Regions from separate parts of the Homo sapiens genome. Here regions 1 and 3 are each linked to region 2. A link is an interaction called in ENCODE POLR2A ChIA-PET data of the cell type or tissue named here. Cell type or tissue: MCF 10A. All regions are shown on one strand.

Evidence for each region. ChIA-PET counts read pairs that join two places held together with the same protein. Peaks named below come from ENCODE experiments on the same cell type or tissue, not always from the same donor. Only the 100,000 strongest peaks of a DNase experiment are listed, where the experiment ranks them.
Region 1: POLR2A ChIA-PET joins it to region 2 with 5 read pairs; 5 of 35 experiments call an interaction of 5 or more read pairs at or near these places.
Region 3: POLR2A ChIA-PET joins it to region 2 with 7 read pairs; 1 of 35 experiments calls an interaction of 5 or more read pairs at or near these places.

What each region holds. Positions count from the first base shown.
Region 1 is chr6:42,275,070-42,283,069 of GRCh38, forward strand. The region is part of intron 4 of TRERF1 (transcriptional regulating factor 1); the gene reads right to left. Among named protein-coding and RNA genes, the nearest start is that of MRPS10, 61 kb to the left of the region's middle. RefSeq lists an enhancer at 4,358-4,870. In MCF 10A, no CTCF peak of the experiment used is centred here; DNase peaks (open chromatin) are centred at 4,312, 5,322 and 6,262.
Region 2 is chr6:42,333,919-42,341,918 of GRCh38, forward strand. All of the region lies in intron 3 of TRERF1 (transcriptional regulating factor 1), which reads right to left. Among named protein-coding and RNA genes, the nearest start is that of TRERF1, 110 kb to the right of the region's middle. In MCF 10A, no CTCF peak of the experiment used is centred here; a DNase peak (open chromatin) is centred at 4,973.
Region 3 is chr6:42,235,052-42,243,051 of GRCh38, forward strand. It overlaps TRERF1 (transcriptional regulating factor 1), which reads right to left. Exons shown (of 18, transcript NM_001395490.1): 16 at 1,154-1,360. LOC105375061 (a long non-coding RNA gene) reads left to right here. Exons shown (of 4, transcript XR_001744122.2): 3 at 1-17; 4 at 1,365-1,453. Among named protein-coding and RNA genes, the nearest start is that of MRPS10, 21 kb to the left of the region's middle. RefSeq lists enhancers at 1,447-1,606, 6,819-7,401. In MCF 10A, no CTCF peak of the experiment used is centred here; DNase peaks (open chromatin) are centred at 4,480 and 4,870.

The sequences.
Region 1 (8,000 bases), 59 kb before region 2:
TATACAGATGGTAGCGTGCTACGCCGTGGTTTAGCATCTTGCCAAAAGGCTATTTTAAACATATCATTTAAAACCTGAAAACTGTTCTTCTTAGTGGATTAGTCAATCTCACAGAATTCTTATAATACCAACTCAGGATTCAAGTCTTTATTATTTTTCTAACAAGGTAACTGTTTTGCTCATTATGTGTAACAATTTCTACTGGGTAATTTGTACCAGGAGCTTTTTCATTCATGAACTAATTAACAGAACTGCTACCTTCCCATTTCTTCGGTCAATTTCTTCCTTAGAGCAGGACTCCAGGATTCCAGGGTGGGCTCAACAAATAAATGCCCACTCAGAACCTAAGGTGCCACTCCACGCTCCCACAGAGCCTGTGACCGCTTTTCCTCTGCACTGACCATGTCACAGTCAGGCGACCCACTTCCGTGCCTGTCTGCACACTGGCTGCCCAGTCACTGTGATGTAGGGACAGCAGCCTGCCCATGTGGTGTCCTCAGGGACTGGGACATAGCAGATGCTCAACAAACGCTCACTGAACTGCAACACTGCGCTAGGCAAAGGAGACCTAGAGTGGCTTGTTCCCCTCTGCAGGTCCCATGCCTCTGACATGGACTAAGGGACAGAATTTACTAGTTTCTGTTGAGGGCATAGTGCCCTAAAGCACCAAATTTATGGAGTGCTGTAGATAATAACAAGGCTCTACAGAGACCTCCCAGCACACTTTTTCTATACAGGGCCAGCTAGTAAATATTTTCAGCTTTGGGGCCCATACATATGGTTTCTGTCACAACGCTGCCACGGTAGCGTGAAAGCGGCCACAGACCATATATAAATGAATGGGCGTGGCTGTGTTCCAATACAACTTTATTTATGGACGCTGAAACTTGAATTTTACATAATTTTCACATGCCAAATTCTGTTCTTCTTTTGATTTTTCTTCAACCAATTAAAAATGTAAAAATCCTTCTTCACTCACAGGCAGTACAAGAATAGGTGTGGGCTGGATCTGGCCTGACCCATGGTTTGCTTGACCCCTGTTCTAGAGCATCAAAGTCTCTCCACACCCCACCCCCTGGCCTGGGGCACCAGGAGACAAGGCCGCAGTCTGCAAGAAGGATATCTGTCCTAAGGGCCACCCTTTGAACCAGAGACACAGACAGAGAGATACACCAGGAGAGGAAGTTGACTTTGGCGGAGGTCTCCGCAGGACTTGTTTGCTTACAATTCAGAAGGGGTAACACCCTGCTCCGGCCAGACCACCATTGCTTGTTTGAGGAAGAAAAACCAAAAAGATTTTCCTTTTTCTGACCCCGGGCAGTCAGTTAGAGACTGTATACACAATTCTCCAAATGCCTTGGCTTGTGTTTTAGTCCAGCCTTCCTCTCGGCTCTGTCAAGGAAGCTTCACTCGACTCCCCTGGGGCTCCTCTTAGTCCAGCTCACTCCCAGCTCCCCTAAGCAGGCAGGAGCCAAGGGCGGCTCTCCAGGATGTGGGCCGCAGTTCGCCGTCTTCTTTTTAGCACCGTTGTTGTTCTAAATGCTTTCTGATTAGTCTTCTAAATAATTCCAGTGGGTATTTTATAATCCAGTAACCCGATTATTGTGGACATGTGCTGCCAATGACAGTGGTTAGCATCTAAATCTTCCTCCCTGCAGTGAGTGGTTTGCTCTTACTCCTTCACAGCCCTGGCTTTCCTGCTGACTCTGGGCTGTGGGAGGATTTTCAAGGCTCCCTTTGGGCAGCAAGAAACATTCATTTCTCTACCCTCAGGTCTCACCCTGTAGCATCAGTTGCTCCCTCCAAGCCCTGGGGATCAGTAGGAAGCCCGACGCATAGCTCAGGAACCTGCAAAATGGAGGGTTTGGATTTTGCTTCCTGCAGGTGGCTCCTCATTAGGAAATAGAGATTGGACCGATTTCACTTTTTGGTTGTCACTGTCACTGCCATCTTTCCTCTGGGCTGGCTGTAGTTCTTTACCAGGGACTTTAACATCGTCTCCCCCCTGTGACTACCATATGCCACTTCTCTCTCTTCCTAGCTGTCATGGAGCAGTATGGAAACTAAGGACATGGGGAGAGAAGTGGGAGCTGCAGGAGTCTAGGGTAAATTCCTGGAGGAGGCAGCCATGGTCTGAGTGGGCCTTGCTGATATATTCCTGGACACATTTGTTTCATACTACCTTCCCTAAGTATCCAACAGCAGGGTTCTGCCTGCTCCACCTCCAGGGCCCTGGCTGGGATGACCTCTCCTTCCTGTGTGGCTTGAGTCTCATATTGTGGCTCCCACCCTGTGAGGCCTGGGGTTGCCAGTTGCCCTTTTCTGCTTCTCCTTGTGACATTCTTTGGGGTCTTTTTGAAGCCTCATCCTCCCTCAGATTGTGAGCTTAAAGATACAGGTTTGTCCCGCAGCAGTCCTGACATGGCTAGGATTGTAGGGAGATTAGGAACATGGGCTTTGGCTCTGTGAATATGGGGTAGTTAGAAGAGCATTGGAAAAAGCTGAGAGTGGTGGCTCATGCCTCTAATCCCAGCACTTTGGGAGGCCAAGGCCCACAGATCACTTGAACCCAAGAATTTAAGATAACTCTAGGCAACATAGTGAGACCCCATTTCTACAAACAATTAGCTGGGTGTAGTGGCGTGCGCCTGTAGTCCCAGCTACTTGGGAGGCTGAGATGGGAGAATCACCTGAGCCTAGGAAGTTGAGGCTGCAGTGAGTGGTGATTATACCACTGCATGCTAGCCCTATCTCAAAATAAATAAATAAATAAATAAGAAGAAGAAAGAAGGAAGAAGGAAGAAGAAGGAAGAAGGAAGAAGGAAGAAGGAAGAAGGAAGAAGAAGAAGAAGAAGAAGAAGAAGAAGAAGAAGAAGAAGAAGAAGAAGAAGAAGAAGAAGAAGAAGACTGCAATAGAAGACAGGAGCCCTGGGCTTTGGTTCTACTGACTCCATGTGACCCTGGGCAAGTCATTTGCCCTCTCTGGACTTCAGTCATGGCTTTCTCTACATCCAGATAATTGAAGCGAAGTTTTTCTAGAGAGAGAGGCTGAATAAAATCCATACAATCTCTGCCTCATCTTAACCTGACTTGTAGAGACAAAATTCAGGGTTCTGGATCCAGTTGGTATTGACTGCATAGATCTGACGACTGTTTAGGGGGCAAATGCACGCAGTGTAGAGACCAATGTGGTCTCCACCTCTCCTTTTATGACACACAGAAGCTAGGGAGGGGAGGCGATGTTAAATTGATGTAACTGATGTGGCTGAGCACTTCCTGTATGACAAACTGCTCTGGGAGACTAGAATGGAACAAACTCCAACATAGTTACCTGGGATTAACAAACTTCACATCGGTACTGATAAAGTCAGCTACAGCCTATGGTTCCAAGGAGAAAGTAGCAGATGCAAATACAGAGATCCTGTGGGAAACTTACAACCACACTTACCGCACCTTTCAGCCTAAAGGGAAAGGTGCAACAGGCTCTGAGTGGGGCATGCCAGGGATGAGGACCACTCCAGCTTGCCTGGCTCCCCAGGAAGCTTCCTCCCAACCCACAGTTGATACCATCCCCCATCACCTGGTGGCGGTGAGGTTGACAGATGATCCAGCTGAAAGGTCTGCAGAAAGAAGATGGGACACAGGAGCATCAAAACAATCCACACGTGATTCCCTGAGTGACCCAAATGCTTTCATGATCACATGTGTCCCCTAAGGAGGAGCTGCTAAGAGAATTTCAGAATCAATCATCAATCAGATTGAAGACCTGCTTTGTGCCAGGAGAGATGAGAGGTCATGAGGGCCCCTGGCCTCATGAGGTTTACAGTCACATTAACTGAGGCCTCATAGCTCAGACCAGCATCTGTGTCCTGTCATCCTTTACAGTCTTTTATACCAACTCGCACTGAGGACCTTCTATGCCAGGGCTGCTAGGGGACAAAACTGTGTCTTTAAGATTGCAATCTGGGGAGGAGGAGGCTTCCAAAGGACCCCAAGGAATGTCACAAGGGGAAGGCAGAGAAGAACAACTGGTGACCCCAGGCCTCACAGGGTGGGAGCCACAATATAGGGCTTGGGCCTCACAGAAGGATGAGGTCACTCCAGCCAGGGCCCAGGAGGTGCAGTAGGCAGACCCTTGCTGTGGGGGACTCCGGGAAGGTCTCTGCAGGGCACCTGGCTGGAGGGGGTCTGGGCCCAGGGCCCACAGGAAGGATCCTCCACTCCTGCCCCCAAGAACTTGGGGCGTGGGGCCTTCTGAATCAGCACCTGGGACTTCAGCCAAACAAAGGATCCCTGGCCCTGCAGCTGTCCTGGGCAGGGCAGGGCAGGGCTGGGAGAATGGGAGGAGATTTCCCTCCGGCTGCTCTGATGAGGCCCCAGCGAAAGTGGGAATAAAGATAGAGGGGAAGTGGGCTGGCAGGGAGATCTGACCCCCTTGGCCCCACCTACAGCCTCAGAGTGAATTATTAATAGAAGAAAGCACAAGTCAAGCACCTGCAGGCTCTGTTGCTATCACTCAAGCTCCACACCTAGCGTCATGGGGCCAAGCGGCCAGAACAGCCTCCGGCAGGTGGGCAGCACAGACCAACTTCCTCTGCAAGGGACGACAGGGAGGGTGGTGGCTGGCGCTGTCACCACATCCTGGCCATGCACATTGAGATGGCACCAGACCCACAGACTCTCCAGGCCTGTGTGTGTGTGAGCTATACTCCCGAGCAGATCAGCTGTGTGACTTTGGTGTGTGGCCTTCCAAGACATCAAGCTGTATAAAAAACCAAAGGGTCACCCAGGGCCCCAGAGAAGAAGCGATCATCTTAAGGGACAACCACTCCCCTTTTTTTCTGGAAAACAGCTCACACAGTAACAAAGTCAGTGATGTACAAAGTCAGTATGTAAAATAACCGTGCAATAGTGTTCTTGTGTTTGGGTTGTCGTGGGTCCCCTCTGGGTCTCCTGCCTGCGTTTCAGACAAAAAGCCTGTGTAGAAGCCCAGGGTATCCCAGGTTATGACGTCGGTGCCACGGGGAGCATTCTGTAAATACCGGCGGCGACACCGAGCTACATACTGGGCAATGCCACGGTCCCAAGCTTTTCGCTTTTAAGATAAGGGGGCTCGGACAAGCCACAGTCCCTTTTGCTCAGACTTCTAAGGTCTTTTGGGGAATTCTGGGAGTCAACAAACAAACCCGAGGGGACCTCTGGCAACTAGGGCTGGAGGCCTTCCAGCAGGACTTCCTGAGTCGCTCCCTCCTCCAGGCCTCCGAGGATCCGGTTCTGGCCTCCTTCTAGAAGCCCTGGGGGATGGTGAGCCTCACTCAGGTACCCATCTCCCAGCAAGTTCGTGCTCTGAGGGAGGGCAGGGGGAGCCCTGGCTCGCTTGCTCACTTGCTCGTCTCCGGGACTCAGCTCATGCCTCCCCTGACAGTGTGAGTGAGTGCTCAGGAGGCACTGACCCAGGGCAGCCAGGAAGAAGCCTCTATGCCCTGCAGCCCTCGGGGTTCAGCCCAGCCACTTGGCCGTGCCTGACGACATCTCCCCTGTTCTTCATGGTGCTATGGGAGGCCAGCCTTCCCAGGCAGATGAGTGAGGCTCCTCATTCAAGGGTCCAGGGGGAGCCTCACCCTCATGGCACCCTGTGTAGGCTCTCGGGGCCCTTAGGAGGCTGCTGAGGGCGGGGAAAGGAAGGAGTGAGGGAGGAGGCCTGGAAGCCAATTAGGAAGATGTCCTTGAGAGGCAAGTCCATGGGAGCTGCAGAGAAAGTCTGTCAGGAGGACCTGGTTCCAAACTTGTTCCAAATCACAGCATGCCACGATGAAGAAAAACAGTATGTTTTAATTCATAAATGCTTCTAAGAATTCAGTGTTATGGAATAAAGTTGGAAGTGAAATTCCCCCTCACCTGAGATTCCCACTGTCTGGTGCTTTGTATGTGGACGGTGGGAGGGATGATGAAGGTTGGCTTCTGGTTACTGAGAGGCCTCAGGGGATAAAGAGGGGTCCTGCCCTTTCTGGGTTTGCTCCTCCTCTGGCAATCTTCATGCTCCCCTGGGAAGCCCCCAAACCTGTCTGGACTTGCTCAAGGCAGATATCCTGTTGGTCACTGGCCCCCATTATCTCACAGTCCCAATTTCTTGCCAAAACAACTTCCCTTTGCTGCTAGGGGACCCCTGCAGCTGAACCAAGAAGACAGAAATGCGGCCCCGGAGCCTGGGCTGCAGGGAGAGTGTGAGGACCAAATCCTAGCTAAAGGTTTTACAGGCCCAGACACGCATACTTCTGTTTGTTGGAAACATTACCCCACCAAGCTCAGTCACCTCAGGTATTTCATTTTTCAAACAATACTAGATATCCAGTTCCATAGAAACAGAATTGTGTTTAATAGCTCTGTTTTTTAAAATCTCTCCCTCTCTCTCCACTGTGCCACGAGCAGTGTTTGGCCAAAGCAGATTCACTCAATGTTTATGGAACACAGCAAACAAGTTTGTCAAATATCAACCCTGTGTGCATGGTAAACTATTAGAAAGTGAAGGAGCCAATCCCCTTCTCCAGACCAGCTGAGGTGGTCCAGAATTACATCCAGGATGCCTGCTTAAGAGTGCCCAGACTCTGCCAGGATCCTCCAGCCCTGTGTGGAGGCGGGTCACAGAGGGGTGGCTGTAGGAGGGACACCCAGCGTGGCATCGATGAGCTGGATTAAGATGCTGCTACGCAAACAGGAAGGAAGAACAGCAACGATGGCTAACGTGCATTGGGCGCTAACCCCAGGCTAGGCACAGTGCCAAGTCCCTCAGAAGCCCCTCCCAATAACCCCACATGGTGGTAAGTGCATCCATCACCTTTAACTACCTTACCAACCTCCCAATGACACCTTGCAATGAACATTCTCAGATGCATCCCCTTAGGAACATCTGTGAGAATTTCTTTAGGATACATACCCAGGAGTAGAGGAAGGTGTGATGCTTTTTATGTGTCAGTTTGGCCAGGCTGAACTACTGCCCTCAGAATTCCCTTTCTAGGGAGTTGGTTAAAGCAGAGACTCATAGAAAATGACATGTAGACAAGTGTGTATGCTGCAGTATTGCTAGAAAAGCCAAAGACTGAAAACAACCCAAATGCCTAACCATAAGGGATTGATTGAAGGAAATCATGGAATAACCGCAGGATGGGATACTATGCAGTTGTTAAAACTAACAAGGAGACTGGGCACAGTGGCTCATGCCTGTAATCCCAGCACTTTGGGAGGATGAGGCAGGAGGATTGTTTCAGCCAAGGAGTTAGAGACCAGTCTGGGCAACATGGGGAAACCCTGTCTCTACAAAAAATACAAAAATCAGCCAGGTGTGGTGGTGCACACTTGTAGTCCCAGCTACTTGGGAAGCTGAGGTGGGAGCATCAATTGAGCCCAGAAGGTTAAGGCTGCAGTGAGCCATGATGGCGCCATTGCATTCCAGCCTGGGTGACAGAGTGAGACCCTGTCCCAAACAAACAAACAAACAAACCGAACCAAAACAAAACAAAAAATCCAAAAGAACAACAATGAAACTCTCTATGAAATGAAATGGAAAGACGTCCAAGGTTAAGTGAAAAAGAAAGATGCAGAACAGTATGTTCAGTATGCTCTCTTTTGTGTAAAAAATGGTTAAAATAGAATATATACATATGTAGGTATATAGATAGTTGATTTTTGTTAGTTGTGGTAGTTACATCCTATAAAGTCTCTATGATCACTGAATTAGTGAATACTGAGCCACTGCTCCTAAGAGAAATACAGGGTTAGGTTCCTGCAAGCCCCTGGTTGCAACATTTTTGTCAACTGATCAGTATATAACCTTGTTTTATATGTGTCTGCTTAAAGGATATCTTATTTAACATCTATTTTTTTCATTCATTAACATTGACCTCACAGCCAACAGTACTACAACTAATGCCTGAAAGGAGCTTATCTAATTCACCCATTTTCTCTGTAAGGCACATACATCACAGCCTTCTCGTGCTGAGAAC
Region 2 (8,000 bases):
TATTTTTTCTCTTAGACTGGTAGTCCTAGGTGAGCTTTCAGCTGAGGCCACTAGGAAAAAAAAGACCACACACATACACTACACACACACACACACACACACACACACGTATGTACACATATATGTATATGTATATGTACATATACACATGCACATACACATGAATATATATATGTGTGTGTGTGTTTTTGTGTAGCTTATACATAAGCCACCCTCATGGGACAAATATAGAAATCTAAAAATAAAACAAAGAAAACTTTGGGAAGGCAAGTGGGACCTGGCACCCAGTGATCTGAAGGTAGCTGAGTTGTGTCAGGGTTATGGAAAGCTTAAGACAGGAACCCCAGGAGATCTGCCTGTAGCAGCCACTGAGACACTCCTCCTTCCAGAACAACTGACATCTCAGGCTCTGCAACAACTTCCACCATTACTACCCTGTTCCAAAGTTGTAAAGCAACTGAAGTCCCAACTCTAATAGTCTCAACAATTGTATTACCTAACAGTATTACACAGGCCAATGTCATTGATCAAATCTCATTACAAGAAAGAATTGCTTGTATAGGGCAAGTCGTGGTGATATTTTGATTTGGTTAGCAAAAAAAGTGTCTCTGGGACTAATTCTACACAGCAAATCCTCTATCTAGGCCTGTCCCTTAGACTGGTTACTCTGTGATGAAAATAGCTGGTTCTGAGCAGGGAACAGGGTGGACCTGTGAGAGGGGCTGAGTGGAACATGGCATGGCTCTGCTTATGGCCCCAACTCCCTCATGGGTAAGAGAATTAAACTCCAAGGCTCCACCCAGGCAAGGGAGGTCACAGCCACAGGCCCAGGAACCACAAAGGTGAAACAGGGAAGGGAAGATGCTCCCTCTGATGTTTCAAAGCTCTGAGTGAGCGGCAGAGCACCAAGGAGCCCCACGTGTGCTTGAGTGAGGCATCGGGGACAGGAATCAGCACTGGGGTTCCAGCCTGATGGTCCCTCCTGGCTCACTGAGCTTCATCTTTGGTGAGGTGATGGGAATTGGCCCAGATGGTCCCTTCCATCTCTAGAGTCCTAACATCCATAACAACATGAATCGGCATATTAGCCCTAGAAATGATCTTGCTGGATCATTATCAGGCTACGTGGCACACAGGCCACAGAAGTGGCTTCAAGTGCTGTGCCTTCTACACAGCAAAACTAAGTATTTATGAGATCAGCTATGGAGAGTAAAACAGAGAAAAAGGAACTGGGCAGAGTGGGAAGGGGATACCAGCAAGCCAGAACTTTTGGCTCACCTGGCAGTGAGAGCCAAGAGCCTGAAAGCCTTGCTCCCAGATGCTGGGGGATAGCATGAGGTATTCCTTAATTTTACCAATAGCTCGAGGTAGGGCATCCCCTCTGCTGACAAGGCAGGGGCACAGCAACAGTAACAGCAGCAGCCAACCACACTTACTAGTACTCACAGTGCACCAGGCACTCCCAGGTGCCTTACATGTATCAACTCATTTAGTAACGCCACAAGACAATTCTGGCATGGACATATTTCAATGCCCATTTTACAGAGGAGGAAACTGAGGCACTAAAGATTTAAGAAGCTGGTTTTGAACCCAGGCCAATTGGATCTAGTGTCTGTGCTTGGCAGGGTTAGCCAGGGCCTGTGCTTCCACATGGTTCTGGATTAGTCAACATGAGTGCGGATGGGGCGTGCCATTGACTGAATGCCACTGATGCACCAAGTCTAGGCACTTATTCATGTGCATTAACTTTGGGATTCTCTCTCTTCTGCCCTCCTCTTCAACTGTCCTGCCAACCTGGTCAGCACCTGGTCCAACTCTAGCTCAATCATCCCTTCCTCAGGGGCACATTCTCTGACTCCCCAAAACAAAGTCTAGCTTCCATTGCGTGCTGACATAGTTTCCTCTACTCCATCTTCCTGTTGCTTCCCATGGCTTGACATTATTTACTTGCCTGTTTATGTAATAAACACTTCTCTCCCTGGCAAGACTCTAAGCCAGTGCTGACCAGCAGAACTTTCCACAACGATGGGGATATTTTACATTTGTGCTGTTCAACTTGGTAGCCACTAGCCGCTGTTGAGCACTTGCAGTCTAGCTGGTGTGACTGAGAAACTGAATTTCAAGTTGTATTTCACTGTAGTGAGTTTAAATTTAAATAGCCACATGTGGCTACCACATGGGACAGCGCAGGCCTAATCCCCACGAAGGCCTGTTTTGTGCTGCAGTATCCCCAGGGACTAGCAGGGTCAGAATGCAATAAACATTTATGAAATGAGTGAATGCGGAATGAATGGATGAATGAATGGAAGAACACATGAGAGGGAAGTTGATGATGAATGAAGAAAGAAGCAGGATCCAGGAGCACCTGTTCTTCTTTCTTGTCCTTTCTGCACTGCCCCACTAACCTGCCATGCACCACCATCCCCGACCATCATGCCTCATCCCCTGGGTCTTGAGAGGTTCCCTGGAGGAGCTCCTTGCTGCTCCACCTTTACAGCCTCTGAGATCATCATAGAGTCAGGAGCCATAAATGCCCATTTCTACCTCCCAACCTTGGTCAGGAGGTATGTCTTCTGCAGACTGCCTTATTTCACCTACTGAAGATGCACCGGAGTAAACAAGCTATCATCCCCTGCTTAAATAATCTTAAGAGATTATTTGTCCCAAGAGAGGGATCATCCCTCTTTCCCCACTCTAAGCCCTTCACAGAACTTAACCAGCAAATGTAGATTCATCCTATCAGACCGTTCACCTCCCAACTTGGCGGAGGAGCATGAACTAAGTAAGGAAACGGTGGCTCAGGGAAAACTCACAGCACCCGGGACTGGAGAGTCAGCAGCCTTGGGTCAAATTCTAGCTCTGCCACTAACACATCAGGGAGCTTGGTGAAGCCTCACAGGCCTGTCTCATGGCTGCTGCTTAGTGTTTGTTCAGCTCGTATTTATTAAGCTCCTGCCATGTGTAGGCTGTGTGAGGGCACTGGGGCTGCGGCGGAGGATGGCATGATCGTGGCTCCGGCTCTATGGAGCCTTGGCTCTAGCAAGCGCCAGAGAGAGCAGCTCATGATAGGAGCTGCGGGGGGCAGGGGGTGCGTGCAGAAGAGTGGGCATTTGGAATGGGGTGGGAAGAAAGGAGGCAGGAAGATGCAGAGAGACTCTGGTCACTGAGGCATGTCCATGGGCACCCTGAGCTCCTTGGTGGCAGTGGGAGCATGAAGGAGTTGGACATACCCTGGACGCTGCCCAAGACCCAGCAGGGAGGCAGCTGGTCAGGGAAGGACAATGGGTAGGGGCCAGAAGACCCCTCTCAGAGTGGGGCTGGACCAGCTGTGTGCAGCCCGAGGGCCAGGGAGCAGGAACTGTAATACCCTTCATCTTCTTCAACAGCTGAAGCATCTTTTTCCACTTGGTCTTTTACTCTTGGAAAAGCCAGGCTCAAGTTCTAATACCGCTCCTGATCCTCAAGGAGGTTAGCTGGAGCAGGTCTGAGGCCCCTGCGGTTTTTCTCTGGGTTCAGGAACAATCTGCTCTGCTCCTATTTATTGAGTCCCCGCCTGCAGATGAGCAGGTGTGATCCCCATCCTCAAGGCCCACCAAGTCTACTGGGAGAGGCAGCCACGCTCAAACCACTATCCGGAGGCAAAATGAGCCACAGACAGGCACGCGTAATGTGAGAGCTCAGTGGAGGGGAAGTGATATCAACAGTGGGCATCAAGATGGCTTCAAGGAGACATGGCCTCTGAGCAGAGCCTTGAAGGACACACAGCCTTCTAATGGGGAAGCAGGGGAGGAGCTTAAGCAGGAGGGATAGCATAAGCAAAGGCATGGAGGTGGGAAAGCCGCAGATCAATGGTTCTCAACCTTGGCATATGAAAACCTCCCGATGAGCTTTCACAGGCTGATGCCCAGGCCCCATCAACCAGAGATTCTGAGGCAACTGATCTAGGATAAGGTCCAAACATTGATATTTATTAAAAGATCCCCAGGGTTGAGGGTTGAGACCCTTGCTACCTGGACCAGCAACAGCAGCAGCAGCACCTAGGTGCATGTTAGGGATGCGGAGTCTCAGGCCCTACCCTGGACCTCCTGAAACAGAGTCTGGATTTTAACAAGAGCCCCCAGGTGATTGTGGGCACGTGAAGGTCTAGGAAGTCCTGCTCCAGAGGAGTTACATTGAAATCAGCTGGCTTACATTTTTCTGATCAAAGGCACCTGGCTCACTGCTGTGAGGAAGTGGCAGGACCCAAAACAATACCAAACGACCAAAAGCAGCACTAGCCACGTGTCAGAGCTGGCCTCTGCTGGGCACCATGGGGAAAGGAGGGTCACCATATGGCTCAGGCACAGGAGAGAGGGAAGGAAGAAACTTGGGGGTAGGGAAATGGGCAACCGGTCTTCTGAACAAGACTGGGATTCTTCTGAGGCAGAGAGAAGAAAAGGAGACCTGGGTCACGGGACGTGGGTAGGGGGATGCACGCCCGCACACACGCATGTGCACAGAGGTATGAAATTCAAAATGGTGCTAAAGAAGTGTCAGGCTCTAAGAACTACTGCCAGAAAGTGAGTACTAAATTAAATGCATATGCTCATTAGAATGGAATTTTTAAAGAAATTAACAAGCACTCTCCTGTTCACCTCTGGAAAGCAGCAGTGTTACTTCTGAGAATTATGAGCTGGAAACCAGATCAAAGGTAGACTCACGTGGTGCTCCCTCTGCCACCTCCCTTCCTCACACACCATTCCTAGGAGTCCTTCAGGATTTATGACGGCTCTCCCTGCACCCAGCCTGCCATCCTGCATCCAGATCTTGGTAGTAATCAACCATGTGGCTAGAATGGGACCTACCAGAGGTCCTTCCGCACCATAATACCAGGGTTCCCACATGGGACTCTCTGCACTGCCCACACTCAGGAACTTCTCAGGAACGTGAGCTTTTTGTGGTGGTGACTCAATGTATATTTGTTTATCTTTATATTTTTTTCACAATTGGTCTGTGCCAGACAGTTGGCTGACTAACCCACCAGTAATCCCTAACCTCTCCTGCCCACCTCCACTAGAGAGGCTGGAAAAGCTAAATCATCTTTTTCCCAGCCTTTCTTGCAACTAGGGGTGAACACATGCTACTGCCAGGACTGACGAAAGCAGCAGCACTCGGCCGAAAAGCCAAAACACGAAGAAGGGCAAAGCGGAAAGACTGAAAACTCTTATCTATCCTTGAGGTCACTGCTGAACTGCAGGTCAATACCAGATAACCACTGCCTCTATCCAAACTTCTGGTTTATGAGAAAATGTGTTTCTCCATCACCATTCCTTTGTTTTTCTGCTACTTACAGCCAAAAGCATGCCTATGGTCTTTCCTGTCCTCCACGTCTCTCCTTCCATCTGCTTCACCTCCTTGCCTATTTACTGTTTCCATCAGTTTTTGTACCACCCTCTGCTCCTTTTTTCCTTCATCTTTTCCTATTCATCTCCTCCGTCCCCAACTCACAATATAATAGCAGGGTCGGAAAACCAACCCACTTTTGAAACATCAAGTCTTAATGTCCAATCAGTCCTCAGGCAGCAACTACTTCTGAACCCAGGAAACTCAATAGCTACGAATTGTACCCAAAGCTGCAAAAAACAATAAGCAAATTCTATTATGTTGTTTCTTTACTTCTTGGATTACTTTTCTGAGCTAATAAAAGCACATAAGGATATTTCACAAGTGTGTTTATGTTTCTATTTAACAAACCTTGAATTTCATAGCAGGTATCAAGCCTCAGCCAAACCCATGCAGACTGACAGATCAACAAAGACAACAGGCCCTGAACAAGTAGCTCTCCTGAGAACAGATGTGTAAACAGAAACACAATGTATGAATTAGCCCAGTGCTCTTTCCCAGGTAGACTGAGAGAATCTGGACACTACCTGTGGCTGAGCCCTGGAGCCACCAGAATTTAATCAGATACGTGATTAAGAAAAGTCTATTTTAATGCTGAATAAGATTTCTATCTTTCAGTTTACTACTTAATACATATTCAAACCAACATGTTTTCTGCGACCATCAACATGTCTTGACCTCTTTTAGGGTATGAAGTGCTCAAAGGCAAGAACTGTGTCCAAATGGCACCACGTCTTTCCACCCTGCACCCACCCCAGGGCTAAGTCTTGTCCTATCCTCAAAACAACAGCAATCAAGTCAAAATCAGAAATTGCATAGCAGTTGCCAGTCACAACCAAACAACCATTTCTTACCTGTACCTGCTACAGAAATTACTCATATTTTCAGGGCTCCCTCATTTCAAGAATGATTCACATTTTTTTTGTGACTCAGACACACCACCCCATTACTGCTCTAGCTCATAAGGAGTGTGGAGTGACAGCTTTAAGGGATGTGTTAAGTACCCCCAAGACTACCTTGGAGGGAGGGCAGGCAGAGAGAGGGATGAGGGTTCACCAGGCCCATTCACAGACGGTTGAGGGTTCTTTCTGGTGGCAATGTGCAATTTGTCAAAACATGAATATTGCTGCCATGTTCAACGTCTACTTATCAGCCCATAGATTAATCTATTTATTCTTTTAAAAGTAGCATTTTCCCCCCGTATTAGCTTTGTTTCTTCTTCACACACCACATAAGAAGCTTCAGAAAGGTCACCTTTCCTGAGTGATAAATATGGGCAAAAAAGAAAACTCCTCAATTTATTTTATTTATTTATTTTGAGACAGAGTCTTGCTCTGTCACTCAGGCTGGAGTGCAGTGGTGCAATCATAACTCACTGCAACTTTGAACTCCTAGGCTCAAGCGATCCTCCCACCTCAGCCTCCTGAGTAGCTGCGACTACAGACGTGTGCCACCGCACCCAGCGGCAAAAAAGAAAACTCTTCTCAGATCGCAGTAAATTAACATTCTCAGAGGATTCTTCTGAAATGATCAATTTCTTTCTAGAACTTTCTCTGATGGAGGAAGTTTCTCCTTCCTCCATAACACCCCTAGCTGATTGGATTTTAAGGGGTGATCTTCATGCCTATGGGTGCTGGGAAATTGTTTAGAACTAGTTACTCCAAGGACCCTGCCAGTTCTAAGGGGCCAAGGGCCCATCATTTCTTCCTGGGTTCCAAAACAGTCCCCCGTGTACAGTGGAGAACACAGCCTGGATTCCCCCCACATCCTTCCAGATTTGGGTGCAGGGTTTTCATGACCTCAAATCACTTACCAGCGGAGCAAGGAGTGGAAGAAACAAGAGGACTGACAGACAGAAAGCTCTAGGTTTGAACCCCGCTCTGTGTGATGTTAAGCATATTACTTAACTCTTCCAAGCCTCGGCCATCTCATCTGTAGATTAATACCTGCCCTGCAAGGGTGTTTCAAGGATTACAAATAACTGTAAGAAGTTTCTGGCCCAAACAAGATCCTCAGTACTGGCCAAATATCAATGAGCATCATTCTTATCACCATAGTGAAAACACTCAAGAATCACATTCAACTCTGTGACAGCTGAATCACACCAAAGTACAGGCACTGGGTGGTCTGTGTGTATGTCTGCTAAGGATTTTCATTCTGCCGAGGATCTGTTCATGGGTCTGCCCCGGAGTCTAAGGCCCCGGGAACAGGAGGGAGCAGGCGTAGAGCAAGGTTTTGGACAATGCAACCCAGGAAGGTATGTTTACCTCAGAGATGGGTGCCTGTTCTTTTTCTGGGAGACTTGGCCTACTATCACAATTCAGTGGGTTAGCAAAGGTCTGAATGATGCCAAGGCCCCAGGTCTACCCCTAGCATGGCTCCCTCTTCCAAAGCCATGGAGCCCACAGCCTTTACTTGCCAGTTGTTTCACGAAAAAAAATGACCAGCAGTCCCAAAGGGCAAGTTACCATAATCCACTGGCACTACTACAAGAACACTAAACATTTCTTCATCAGTTCATGTTGGATGTGATGGGGTAGGAGTCTCAACTTCCTTTGTAAGAAGGATGGCATAATGAATGTTCAATATCAAGTCATACATAGACATTCCCCTCCCAC
Region 3 (8,000 bases), 99 kb before region 2:
CAAAGTGAATGCAAAATGTATGTATCTTTTTTGTTTTTTTTTTAATTTTCATTTTTTCTTAAATGCAAATCAAATGAATTTCTGCTTTAGGATCTAAATATTTTAAAGACTGTTGCTTTCTCCATCTAAGTGACAGGTAAGCAGCATTCAGTACACTCTGGAGAACAGCACTGTCCTATATCATGTATGAGCAAAGACAAGCACACTGACTTAAGGAAAATGGGCTTCCTCTGCAAGGGGCAACATTATTTTGAGGGGTAATCCCTCTAGAACTTGCCTATACAGGTGTGCCTGGCCTTAAGAAACCTGATTTGGGAAAAGCTCACCAATTCAGACTAGTGGCAGACCAGCGGGAGATTGAGAAATAACCTTTAAAAATATCCTTTAAAATACATATGGAGCCTTAGACAAGGCCAGCACAGATACCGTAAGGTCTTTCTTTAGTGCTAAGAATGACCACATGGTGAACTTGTTTTATTTTAGCTAAATTATGCTTCTAATATTCTTGAAAAGTAGTAGCCTCTGTATTTACACACACTCCCTTTCAGCCTGTTTATATGATTAATTTACTTTTAGTAAATCTTTTTTTTCTCCACCATAGAGTACAAAGATAAACTTTAGTTAAATCTTTGTAACAGTGTTCTCAATTTTAAATTAGTGACATTTCGATTAGTAACACTTTATGAAATGTGAAATGCAAAACCTTCTAAATAGGTAAAATTGCAGGAGGTAGGGCAAGTAATTATGTCATAAAAGGATGATCTTTGTCAGCAGGCTCTCCTAGTACATTTAAATGCATGTTGACAGGGCACAAGCTTGTGTGACACACAGCCCAGGGGAATGCAGAGGCTCCAGGAAATGTGGAATGTATGTTTTGGAGGCCACGCTCACTGCAGAGCTTGGAATCACACACTCCTGGGCATGGGGGCCTTCTCTGTGTTCTCCAACACGCAGCATCATGCTTGACACAGAACACACACTCTGTAAATACCTGTTGGCCAAATGAAGCAGAAAACAATGGCAACATGGAGCACCCTCTGCCAAACTGTGACTGTTGGAAGAGCACTCTCGAAAATACATCATCTCTTAAAGCCAGGCACAGCTATATGGCTCTCACTTGTCCCAGATCCCCAGACGACACAGACACACTTACAGCCCCACAGTTGGGCATTTCACAGATGAAGGAGCCTGAGGGCTGGCCCAGGGCCTGCAGGGGCGGCCCCTCCGTGGGAGCCAGGACGGGGACGGGTGGTGGCTCCGGGGACTTCGGCACCTCACTCTCTTCTTCTTTTGTGGATTTCCTATCTTCTTCCGGGTCCTCCTCCTCCTCCTCCTCTAACTCTTCTTCTTCTTCACTTGTCTAGTGTTAAGGTAATAAAAGCAAGAGGGGAAAATCCCCAAATGGCATTCTTAGTGATGAACAGAACTCACAGATCAACAGAGGAGAGAGGGGCAGGATGCTGGCGCTGTGTTCCTTTCTTTCTGCATAAGGAATGGTGGACAGAGCCTGTTAGGCGTGATCCTCAAAAGGTTGGTCTCCGGATGCTTAGGACTTCGAGGTCAAGGAAGTAAGTCCCCTGCCCCACTTCGGGACCCCTCATCACTTATATAAAGATATGGTGAGGCAGAGAGGAGCAATTTCTACATGCAAGGATTCCCCACCTTGTTCGAGACTATCAGATCTTAAAATGACTAAAACTCAGGCTGCGTCCTGCCTGTAAGTAGCTCTGTCTCCTCACAGAGGTGAAGAGGGGTTTCCAGCAATAACAATACCATGGAATCCCCCTTGGAGAGAGACTAAAGAAGGACCTGTGCTGATTTGTTTTAGAGGCTTTATAACACACCATGCAAGATACTGGATTTGACCTGCGGTGTGCAGAAAGCACGTGACTCAAGGGGAGCTCCACTCTGGTCTTGTCAGAAAATAGAGTGAAAGGAGAGAAAATGGAAGGGGAGATTCCCTTTTATTTGTCATGTGCTTTTCCTTTTGTCTCTGACCATGGGCTTAGAAAAAGCAGTGTATTCAATGTTTCTATTTATTCATTTTCTCCTACCAGAGGCATTTAATGAAAAAGAACAAGAAAAACTTTTCCTATGAATAATGATCTCCTCTGCTTCTATGGCCACTCTCCCCACTTCAGAACAGCAGCCATGTGGAGAATTAAGCAGAAGGTCCCTGCCCTCCTCAAGGTTAACAGAATAGTAAGTTACTGGAATAGCTTGGAGTGGGTGCCCTGGGTGTGCTGGGATGGAAGGGCAACGATCCAGGAGGCTCTCATTCTCCCCTTGCTTAACTACTTTATTCTGCTCTCTCCAACCTTCCCAGGGTAGGGGTGAGGGCTGCTGGCTCCTGCAGGCCCCAAAAGGGCTGAGGACCAATCAGCCTCATTTCAGCTTTTATTTTACAGTTTACAAAGTGCTTTCACATTTACTATGCCACCGAATAGGCTGTAAACAGACCTGTCGTTTTATAAACGAGGAAGGAAAAGGCATGTCCAGCTGCCCCTGACCTGGCAGGTCATTTGTCTCTGCTAGGCTCTCTGCATAACTCATCACTTAATGCACGTGGGTTCCAGTCTACTCTACCCCTGACAGTGATATAAGTCTGGGGAGCCTATGATTCTTAAAGCCCAGAAGCAAGACTTTCCAAGAAGGATAAAGATTTCTGAAAGTAGTGATACCCTAGGACCCAGAAAACATAAGCTTCCTCTCTACAGTTTGGATTTGGGGTGTGTGTGTGAGAGAGGGAGACAATGCCAGTATGTATGTGGCATTTAGTAGCCCCTCACTGTTTCAGTATTGTCCTTATTTAATATCACATACATGTATACTTGCGATGCAGTATGAACAGGGTGTATTTAAGAAATGGCTTCAGTTTCCATTGGTAAACAGGATTAATTAGTAATGATCACATTTGTTAGAAGACCTCAGTGAACACTGATGTAGGCCTAGTACATTTGACAAAGTGGTTTATGATCTAAGCAGCCAGCCTCTTACTAGTATAGAACATACAGGTTGATTTCACTTAGGTGGTCTTATTTCTGTAAGACTCCACCATCTTTCCACCCCAAAGAGTTTCAGGTAAAACCATGTTATGTCAAACTGGGACTTTGTGGTCTCAAACATTAAGTAGCCCATGGCCTACAGTTTGGCATTTAAAAATAATTACACACAACAGATGACAATGCCATTTGTTTCATGGTATTTGTTATAATGACAATTTTCTCACAATGCCATTGTTTGGCTTAAACATTCTTAGAAGAAATGTTCCATATAGCCACAAAATTATAAGTCACACTGTACCATGATTATGTATGTCTCAGGAATTTAGATAGGTGTTATTTCAACTGGCAATCTATAAATCACAAAATGATTTACCATCAAACCACATGGCTCACCAAAGTGACTAAGAGATACAAAAATACAAGAACAAAAATCTTAACATGTAGAACTTCGTAACAACAAGTTGGTCATTTTATGATATATTGTGAAACAAAACACTTACTATATTCCAAAATTAGAAGGTGGGCAAATATGGGGGTGGGGAGGAGGCCATACATTTAACATGGTGCTCAGACCCTCGAGTGTCCACAATAAGAGTTTCTTGAGGAGGATATTTTTATTTCCCAAGCATGCAAATGGAATTCATATTATGAGAAATTGGTAAGTCAGAATACAAATGCTCAACAACCCAAATCTGCTCAAAGACACAAATTTGTGTGTTAGTCACTAATAATAATGATGACGATGACAACATTGAATGCCTGCTGAGAATCATGCATTTCACACACACACACACACACACACACACACACACACAATTTCTAGTTCTCATAACACTGTAAAATTTTTTCATTTTTAAACAAATGAGGAAATTGACCCAATAAATAAGTTTCTCAAGGTCACACAGCTGGTAAAAAAGTTGAACTGAGATTCAAAACCTGGCCTATCTTATTCCAAAACCTCAACCTTCTTCACTCTTTGGTCTGGCTGCACATGTCCACAGGTGCATGTTTATCCATCTGTAAATGGCTTAGAGATCCTAAATCTCTCAATATTACTGGAACCAGCTGCTTTGAAATGCCAAAGGGAAGGAGGATGTTTCCCAAGGCCCCCATCAATGGACTGTGCTGTAGGTAACTGTGCTGACATCATGGTGAGTTCTACCTTTGCCCTTGGAGCCCTGATTGCTGTTTTCCACAGTCAGTTAACTGCCTCAGTTGGTTTCTTGAATTGTGCTAAATTTTGATCACAGCCAGCCCCATATATTTGTCCTGAGTCGGGGAGCATGAGCACAGGCAGGGGACAGGAAGGTGTGGCCAGCACCTTCTCCTCTCACCTCATTAACAGAACCCATCTTGGCTCCCTGCCTCTGCTTCCAGTCACACTGCCCCTGCTGAGTGAGCAGCTGTGCTCTGTTGACCTCCCGGCTACTTAGCTAAAGGGCAATCATTCCTTTCAAACCTCCTTCTTTTCCCCTCTCAAGTCCTCAATAATCCCTGAACCACCTGAGCATGTTCCTTCATGTTCCATCTGGAGGGAAATGGTCACCCGCCCTTACGTAAAACATTGAAGATACATGATCAGGAGAGCTATCCCAGGTGTCCCAGGCAGGCCCCGAGGACAAAGAGTAGGACCACATCTTAGGACTGTGCCTTGCACACCCTCCCCAGGCGCACCCTCCCCAGGATCCCCATGATCCCAATTTTTCATCTCCACTCGGCAAACTATGCTTAGAAGGCTGACTGTGCACACAGTGCCCACAAAGGAGCTGTGAGCTGCCATATTGGCCTTTAATCAAGATTTTCTTGTTTTTTTTTTGTGGGCCTGAGTCATCTCTGCACATAAGCCTTTTGCTCTCCCTAAGCTCACAAGTAATGAGGGTGTGGACACTCCTGGCCCAGCCTAACACTGGCTCCTGGTGAATAAACCCAAGAGGGTGTGGCCCCTTGGGCACCCTCTTACCCTCTCCTCCTTAATCTGAAGCTTCACGCCGGCCTGGGTCTCCCTACCCATCTTCGAAGCCCAGGCAGTCCGAGACGGTGCCTCTGCCTTGTGTGGAAACATCTTTGTTAGTGTCACTCCTCTGCTCAGCATCCCCTTGTTCATTCCATCTCCCTCCAGTGAATTCACAGAAGGAATGTTTATGAATCAGAGCAACTCCTATCTTCGAAAAATATTCACTCATTCATTTAACAAACATTTATTGAGTGACTGTATTATGCCAGGCACTGTGCACTGTCCTAGGCACTTGATAACACCCAAGCCTAAGATACACCAATTTACCTTAGAAGACCATATTCTCTGATTTTGCCCCTCTTCCAAAACACGGCACTGACAGAGCCCAGAACATTCCAGAATTGGAAGGGACTTTCTAAATCATTTAAATCATCTGGCCATTTTACAGACCAGCAAGCCTAGGAGCAAAGCCTAGGTCTTCAAGGCTAGGAATCTTTGTGCTTCCTTGTTTACTGTCTCTTCTACTCATTTGGAAAGCAATGCTCTGTGTGACCTGGGGCAAGCCCCTTCCTCTCTCTGGGTCTCAACTTTCTTCCTGTAAAATGGTGAAATTGGGTGAAAGAGTCCTTAACGCTGCATCTAAGACTTTCTGGATCTCATTGCATACTGCTTTTAAACACTCTTGGGGTTCATGGTGTATTTCCACTTACATGTGTTATATCTTCCCAACAAGGACATATGTTCTGTGTGGTCGGGGGAGAGGAGGGAAGGGCCATTTAACATCCCGGGTTACCCACAGCACTACATACACATTGCTGTTTACATTGTGGGAGTTCAACTGCTTTTAGTTGACTGAACTGGAGGAGAGCATACTGTTTTTTGTTTTTTGTTTTTTTTTCTGAGATGTAGTCTCACTCTGTTGCCCAGGCTGGAGTACGGTGGCGCAATCTCTGCTCACTGCAACCTCCACCTCCCGGGTTCAGGCAATTCTCCTGCCTCAGCCTCCTGAATAGTGGGGACTACAGGCGTGCACTACCACGTCCAGTTAATTTTTTAGTAGAGATGGGGTTTCACCATGTTGGCCAGGGTGGTCTCGATCTCCTGACCTCGTGATCCACCTACCTTGGCCTCCCAAAGTGCTGGGATTACAGGTGTGAGCCACAGTGCCTGGGTGATCACATGTTTTTTAAAACATTAGGCCACAAACGAGCAAAAGACTATTCTGATATCATACATCACTACTTAAATGAGTCAAACAAAAGCCCTGGTCACAAGAAATCCTGAATGTAGAATACTGCCATCTCTGATTGAAAAAAATAGCAATACCATTCTATTCTACAGATTTCTACTTTCTCTGTTATTTGGGCTCAAATATAAATGTATTTATGTATGTATATTTCATAGCTAGGATCAATTATTAGTTAGAAGCATAGGCTTTGAAGCATTAATGAGTCCAATTTTTTTTTTTCAGATGGAGTTTTGCTCTCGTTGCCCAAGCTGGAGTGCAATGGTGCAATCTCGGCTCACCGCAACTTCTGCCTCCTGGGTTCAAGCGATCCTCCTGCCTCAGCCTCCCGAGTAGCTGGGATTACAGGTGTGTGCTACCACGCCTGGCTAATTTTTTGTATTTTTATTAGAAATGGGTTTCACCATGTTAGCCAGGCTGGTCTCGAACTCCTGACCTTAGATGATCTGCCCACCTTGGCCTCCCAAACTGCTGGGATTACAGGTTTGAGCCACCGTGCCTGGCCAAGTCCAAATTTTTTATACTTCTTTAAGAAAATGTGTGGCCAGGTGCAGTGGCCTGAGATTACAGGGGTGAGCCTGTAATCCCAGCACTTTGGGAAGCCAAGGCAGGAGGACTGCTTAAGCTCAGGAGTCTGAGAACAGCCTGGGCAACAAAGTGAGACGTTGTCTCTACAAAAAATTAAAATATGAGTGGGGCGTTGTGGTGTGTGCCTGTAGTCCCAGCTACTCAGGTGGCTGAGGTGGGAGGATTGCTTGAGCCCAAGAAGTTGAGGCTGTAGTGAGCTATGATCATGCCGCTGCATTCTAGCCTGAGCGACAAAGTGAGACCCTGTCTCAAACAAACAAAAGAAAATTTGCATCTGACTGCTCTTAACTACACAAGGGAATCAGGCTTAACAACACGCTCAGCAGCTGTGTGACTATGGCCAATTTGCTTAAGCTCTGTGCTTCAGTTTCCTACTGCATAGAATTGGTATTAAATGAATTACATTGGATTAAATGAGTCAATATTTATAAAGTCCCTAACACAATGCCTGGCACATGAAAACTGCTGTTTCACTGTCTGTTAAAGAAAATAACACACATACATGTGCTAACCCTTACAACTGGGGCACAATTGGGAATGAAAATATAATTTCAAATATTTACATAATTCATGAATTCCCAATACTTTCACTGATGGTGACAAAAGCTAGAGTTTAGTAATGTCAGACATAATTTTTATATACACATATATGGTAGGTAATGTTTTCCACAGAGTGTGAAAAGGAGATTTCCCATGGCTATGGATGCAGGGTGGAGAGTTAATTGCAAGGATCACAAGTGATAGTAATCATCAAAGCCACACATACAGGGTTCAGAGACTAGTTAGGTCTTCTTGTGTCTTTGGTACGTACTTAATGTGCAGTTGACTGTGGACTGTCTGCTAATGAAGGAAATCAATACCAGGGATAATGGTGATGTAAGGATTAGAATCATCTACATGCAGCGAATTAGTTCCTTAATGATGGAGGGTTCCTGGCACTACCTAGAGGTCAAAGCTCCTCTTGCTCATGCTTTACAGACTGTGGCAAAATCCCAGGGACCCTTTCTGAGGCACATTATGGGCTCAGGTCAGTAGCATCTATGACATGGAAAGATCAAAAAAGAATATTCCAGGGGGTCAGGACACCACCCAATCATAAACCAACAAACCCAAGGCTGGGACCATCCTTGGTTTAATTCTTCTGGCTCCTAGCTGCCTTGAAGCGGGCACCAGCCCTCACCTCTGTTTCTGAACACTGAGCTACAGG